Linked DNA regions of Homo sapiens: region 2 is linked to region 1. Evidence: chromatin contacts called from ENCODE Hi-C data. All regions are on one chromosome and are shown on one strand. Each heading gives the region's core, a stretch centred on a gene start or an enhancer-like site at or near the end of the contact. The rest is flanking DNA. Distances are from core to core; before and after follow the strand shown. Region 1 holds the start of STIM1-AS1 (STIM1 antisense RNA 1). Region 2 holds the start of LINC02709 (long intergenic non-protein coding RNA 2709).

Region 1 (2,944 bases), core at 220-2,719:
CAACAAGTGGTCCCAGGAATTATATCATGTCTATGTCAAGAAAAGGCCATTTAACACCCTAGTTGTAAATAGGATTCCATCTAAGAAACCGCCTGGATATTTCAAATGCGCACAGCAAAGAGACAAGACTACCTAAGGGAAGGGTGGGACTAGGGTTCCCACGGTTGTTGGAATAGGCACACCTGAACACCAGGCTTTCAGGCAACAGAGGTGGCCCAGCCTTAACTTTCCCTTTCCAACATAAGTGGCCCCAACCTCCCCCATGCTGCTCAGTACTAAAACCGAATAGGAGCAATGAACTTATCATCTCACCAGGCCATTCTTCCAGACAAGTAGGCCTAAGATGGGGTCTTTCCTTGCTGATCTAAAAGGTCAAGTTGCCCCAAAGGCTTCTTCTTACTGCCAACAAAAAAAATCCTGAGTGCGGGGGATGAGGAAAGTTGTTCAGGAAAGATACAGGCATTTGCCATGACTACTGACCAGAAAGAACTTCTTGAACTACTTGGAACAGGCAGTGCCATGTGTGAATCCTCCATGAACCTCACATGTACAAACCTAGATTTCAACTTGCCCACTTCGGGCCACTCAGTCCTGAGCCAAAGCCTCCAGCCCAGTCCAGCCCGCAGCAAGGCCTTACCTGCTGCAGTGGACTCCTCAGAGTTGGCCCCCGAGCTGGTTCCTGTCGCCTTCTCACTGTGACTATGGCTGAGGCTCTGGCCCTGGTGCAGGAGGAGTCCCCAGAGGAGCCACAGGGCAAGACGGACGCATACATCCATGACTCTAGGTCTCAGTCAACATGCGTCTGATGTGGACACCTCGGGATCCCAGAGGCAAAGCCAGGAGCCCGGGAGTGCAGCCGACGGTCTCCAGGCAAGATGCCCTCGCGGCTCCGCAGCTGTCCAGCCACCCGCGAGCCTGCCCCCTCCAACAGCCAAAGGTCAAGTGCTCCAAGTTTGGGTGCGGGAGGAGGGCTGGCTCCTCAGGTCCAACAGTGGGTCCGCCGGGGCTGCGGCGGCCTGAGCTCGTGCCGCTTCCGGAGACTTCGGGCAGGGTGGCTGCGGGGCTGCTGTCAGCTCCGCAGATTACTACACCCCTGCGGAAGGGGGCGGCCGGAGTCTCCGCGGGCACAGAAGTGGAGGAGGAAGAGAAGAGAAGAGAAGAGAGGCGAGAAGGGGGCACCTGACCTCGCCCTGCCGAAGAGCGGCGAGCAGCAGAAGCTGGGGAGGGCGTGCGACCCGCAGGGTCCTGAGGGCGCGGGCGTCTCCGGGATCCTGGGCCTCCTAGGCCGAGGTCAGCGCCCCCGCCCAGTCCCGTGCCCAGGCGGCTGGCGGTGCCCAGGTCCAGCAGGCGGACGCACACCGGCCAGGCCCAGGACAGCGGCTTCCAGGCGGGCGGGCGGCGCGGGGCGGGCCCGGGGCGGGCGGGGGCGTGCGTCTCCGCGCCCGCCCCGCGCCGCCCGGTCCCCAGCGAAGCCCGGGCCAGCCCCAGCGCCCAGCTGGATCCCGGAATAACCGGTGAAGACGGCTCCCCGGAATCCCCGCCCCTAGCGGGCTCTCCCGGACCCCCGGCCCGCGCTAGTCTTTGCCAGGATCCCGCGCAAAGGATCAAGTCCCAGCTTCCCTTTCCCCACCGAGAGTCTCCAGCGCCAACCGCGGGCCGTCGGGCGGGTCCCTGACCCGCAGTTACTCAGGTAACTCAGGCCTGCGGCGGCGGCGACAGCAGCTGCCCTGCCCCGATCTCCGGGCCTTGGTGCTGCTCCACTCGCCTCAGTTCTAGAGCTGTCTAAACAGAGGCCCAGGACACGACGTTAGCCTCCCAGGAGCTGCCTGAGGCGACAACAGCCTGACCCGGCTCGGCCCGGGGGCGAGCTCCCAGCCCCCAACTCCCGGCCAGTTCCCAGGCTCCGCCCTCGCGCCTCGCCTGACAACCAATCGGCTTCCGCCTCTCTGCGGCTTGGGAACCCGCGCGCTTCGTCGCCCATGCGCAGCGGCCCCTGGTGGGAAAATCAGCAAACTGCAGACAGGACTCGGCGCTCCTGGGAGGGCCTGCTCTTTTGCAGAGGGTTGCCGAGTGAAGCTAAGACCCGCCCCGGGGGAGGCCCACGAGGGCCACTGGGGCCTGCGAGTGTTTTCTGAGGAAATGATGATGCCAGAAAGCAAAATGAAATGTCCAAACCACTCTAGCTAAAATTCCCCTACACATTCCTTGAGTCTGGGCTAAAGGGTGCCATCTGCTTTCCCGACCCCGCCTCCCTTCCCCTCCAAGCTAAGTGGGATGCCCTCCCTTAGCTCTCACAGCCCTTTTTCCTACCTGCCCTCAAGCTCTCAGCCCTTTAAGGTTTTTCGGTGGGGCCTGTAAATGCTTCCTCCCTGCATCTCATTCTCCCAGCTACCTCTCTGGTGGAGGAGGTGTCAGCGACTTGAGAATGAGTGCGCCAAAGAAGACAGAGCCACGCCTGAGCCTCCTTCAACAAAGCCTGCACTTCCTGTTCTCTTCTCAAGCGTGCTGTCAGCAGATCTTGACTGAAACCTCTGTGCCCTACCCTGTCCTTGGCACCAGACGCAGGGGAAAGGATCAGGCCCAGTCCCTCCTCTGACTGACAGTGCTAAACCAGCTACCTGTTCTGAGCAAGGCCCCTGAAGACTGGGAACACGAATTTGCCCAACAGCTGCCTGGCTTAAGGGTTAGGCCGTTGATATAAAAATACATGGCTAATGTAACCTACTACCACTCTCCCGGCTCTGTTAAGCTCCTGTCACACTAGCCTTCGTTAAGTTCCTAACCACGTCAAACTCAGCCACCTCACAGCCTTTGTATCTGCTGTTGCTTCTGCATGAAACACTCTCGCCTGCTCCCAGTTCCTCATGTAGCTGGTCTCTTACTCTTCCAGATACAGCTCAATGTGTCTCCTTAGAAACTTTTACTCTGCCCACCCCTTCAAAAT
Region 2 (2,944 bases), core at 223-2,722, 5.9 Mb before region 1:
TATCCATCCACATGTTACCCTTTCATAACCTCCAGGTAGAGGGGAGTAAGGTCATGAAGGATCTCATCACAGGGCTGAGGCCATCCAACTTTAATGCTGAAAAGTGGGAAGCTATGGAAGGATTTTGAACAGGAAAGTTATATAGTTGGACCTGTATTTTAGAAAAATAACTCTGACAGCTATAAGCAAGATAGATAGGTCTTACTGTCTAAAGGCGGGAAGACCAGTTGGGGTAATATTAAAATATTCCAGATGATGAATTAGGGCAGAGACACAGGGGCTTCAGAAAAGAAGATTCAAGGGAGAGACAGGAAAGCAGCTCTGGGAACAAGCCCAAGCCAGAAGGGCAGGCCTAGATGGAAAACTGTCTAATAGGGGGCCTCAGTTTTGCAATCACCAGCTCAGCCCAAGCACTGTATTTGCCCCAGATCTCAAGTGGAACCAGGCCTCCTGCACATTCTGCACATTTGGGGCAGAGTTCCCAAGAAGCCCAATCCAGAACCAGTCCTCTCTGGGCCCTTCAGCAGAGCACTCTGTCCTGCATCTCAGGTCTCTGAGTAAGTGGTATTTCCAGAGTACACATGCCCCCACCAACTCATCTCACAGCTCAGCCTTGGCTACAGAAAGCCAGGGCCTCTTCTTTGTTAATTTTCTTCAACTCCTCAGAGGTTGGGCCTCCGGCCCAGTGAAGTCAGGGTCTGGGAGGCAGCCCTGGCTCCCTGCCCGCCCACAGAGGATATATTTGGAGCAAGACAACTCCTTCTGGACACAGAGCTTGGGACCCACCCCGCAGGGCTGCCCCAACCAATTTTACTGAGTATCCACGCAGTGTGGTTGTCACTCACGTTTTCACTTGTTAGTTCATTCATTTGTTTACTCATTCATTCATTCCACAAACATTTATTGATCTGCTGGTATGATGCAGCAGGTACAACAGGATGTGTGGTGGGCACATATCTGTATATGTGTGTATATGGGTATCTCTAAGCAAGGATGGCAGAACACACTCTGGGTGCCCTCCCTCAGGGTTCAGTGGTGATGATGACTCACACTCAGGTGTATATGGCATCTGTGGGGACCTGTGTGCAAGTACATGCAGGCACGTGCTCTCTGAGGAGGTAGCTATGACTCAGTGGCACGCGGCATCTGTGGGTATCTGTGTGGATATGTGTCTGAGTGCAGGCATGAGCATAGGCGCTTGCTCCCCAGGGGGTGGGGGAAGTGGTTGTGACTCAGCTGCACATGGTGACTGGGAGCCTACAGGCCAGCTGTGACTTTATGGCTTTGCTTATTTGCCAAGCCAAACAGTTAGTGTTGGGCGTAAATATTCTATCAGAGTGTGCATGGAATAAGTCCTGAGCTAGGGACCTCCAGCAGGCAGGAGAGACTCAGTAGTCTTGGCCCAGCAGCATCTGTCCCCCGCCTGCCCCCTCCACCGTAGGTATACAGGTCCTACCCTCCCTCCCTCGCCCTCTCCACTCCTGCCTCCTGGAGACTCAGCGAGCTCGTCCCTCATTGACTCTACATCACCCCTCACCCACCGGTCCCAGGTGCACACACGAGACCAGGCCCAGAGGTACAGGGCTGTGGCCTTCGAGCTGCCAGCCCAATCCATTTTTCTACCATACCAAAAACCCCTTCTTTTTCAGCCCTCATGACCGCGTCTTCCTCCAACATCCCAGCCCCGGTCGTAGGCTCGGCAAGCCCGCTCCAGGGCCCACTTCCCATCTCGGCGGCCGCAGACCCGCTGCCTCCCCATCGGCGCGGCCCCATCTTCACCTCTGAGCTCCTTGCCCCTCTCTCCCTGGCTGTCTCTGTCCTTATCTGTCCCAAGTCTATCTTTGTCTCTTCTCGAGCCGGGCTGTCTGCAGCAGAGGCTTCACCAGAGTGGAGGTGCTGACAGAGTGCGGGGTGTGGGGAGGACAATCTGTGTCCCTTCTTGAGCCTTATCGGGAAAACTTAAGTCACTGCTCAGGGCTCAGACTGGAATTTCGCCCTAGATGACCTTGCTGGGTCTGCTGGGGCCTCCGCAGGGACAGCCAGGGTCAAACGAGTCAGGAAACAGGCCCCTGCTTGTGGGCCGCCTGCCCGCCCTCATCCCAACCAGGCCGCCTGCAGCGCCCTCGGCGGGAGACGCCGGGGAGGGGAGAGAAGGGAGGAGACGGGAGGGGCGGCCCCGTCTTGGGCACTCGCAGGGACTGGCGGGAGGCCGTGTGGGGCTGGAATCGTGACCACGGATGCCGCAAGGCCACAGGGCCCTCCTCGGGGTCCCGGCCGGAAATCCTCAGGGGCCCGAGGAGGAGCCGGGGCGGCCACCCGACCACCTCCCCGCGGGCCGCAGGCAGGCGGCGCGCCGTACCCGCCGAGAACGCGGGAAGAGGCCATCGCGTCTGGACACCTGGGCTTCGTCCCAGAGCCGTCACTGCTGTGTCCCCTTGGGCAACTGCCTAGCTCCCTGAGCCTCACTTTTCACACCTGGAACATAGGAAAATTGCGCCCACCTTCTGGGTCGTGGCAGATAAAATGAGTTCACGTCAGGGCTGGCTCTCAGGAGGCGCTCAGTGCTCGTGGCTTTCCTCCCCGGTGGACAGAACCCCGGGGCAGCTCCCCGCGCCCTGACGCCCAGAGCGGAGCGGCCCGGAGCGGAGCGACCACCGCACACTGGACCCGACCCTAGTCGGCCCCGCGCGCCCGGGTCGGGGCTGGAACCTGCGGGCGTGGCGCACGCCTGCCACCTGGCGGCGAAGCCCCCAGGCCGCCCGTCCCGCCCACGGCTGCGCGCGTGCGCAGGCCTGCACCACCCAGTCGCCCCCACCACGCCGCGCCCCGCCTCCCTCGCCCAGGGACTTCCTAGGCCACGCCACGCCGCTCCACCAGCTCAGGGAACCCCCTTGGCCGTGCAGACCTGCGCCACAGGGTCGTTTCCTCCCCTCCTTCCCTCGAA

Evidence for each region. Hi-C counts contacts between places; a loop is a spot of excess contacts on that map.
Region 2: a loop to region 1 is called in a map of vagina, with 29 times the contacts of the local background. The contact joins the promoter of LINC02709 here to the promoter of STIM1-AS1 in region 1. A Hi-C loop is called at or near these places in 1 of 168 maps with a recorded cell type or tissue (vagina).

Annotation. Positions count from the first base shown.
Region 1 is chr11:3,854,103-3,857,046 of GRCh38, reverse strand. STIM1-AS1 (STIM1 antisense RNA 1) reads left to right here and starts at 1,469. Exons shown (of 2, transcript NR_183662.1): 1 at 1,469-1,690; 2 at 2,389-2,724. STIM1 (stromal interaction molecule 1) reads right to left here and starts at 1,383. Exons shown (of 13, transcript NM_001382567.1): 1 at 638-1,383. The coding sequence starts at 776. It overlaps MIR4687 (microRNA 4687), which reads right to left and starts at 985; the gene lies at 906-985. RefSeq lists enhancers at 468-517, 528-607, 758-967, 1,183-2,128, 2,338-2,407 and silencers at 1,188-1,347, 1,408-1,467, 1,948-1,997.
Region 2 is chr11:9,758,061-9,761,004 of GRCh38, reverse strand. LINC02709 (long intergenic non-protein coding RNA 2709) reads left to right here and starts at 1,472. Exons shown (of 3, transcript NR_033972.1): 1 at 1,472-1,576. SBF2-AS1 (SBF2 antisense RNA 1) reads right to left here and starts at 2,712. Exons shown (of 3, transcript NR_036485.1): 1 at 2,502-2,712. RefSeq lists silencers at 2,263-2,382, 2,503-2,902.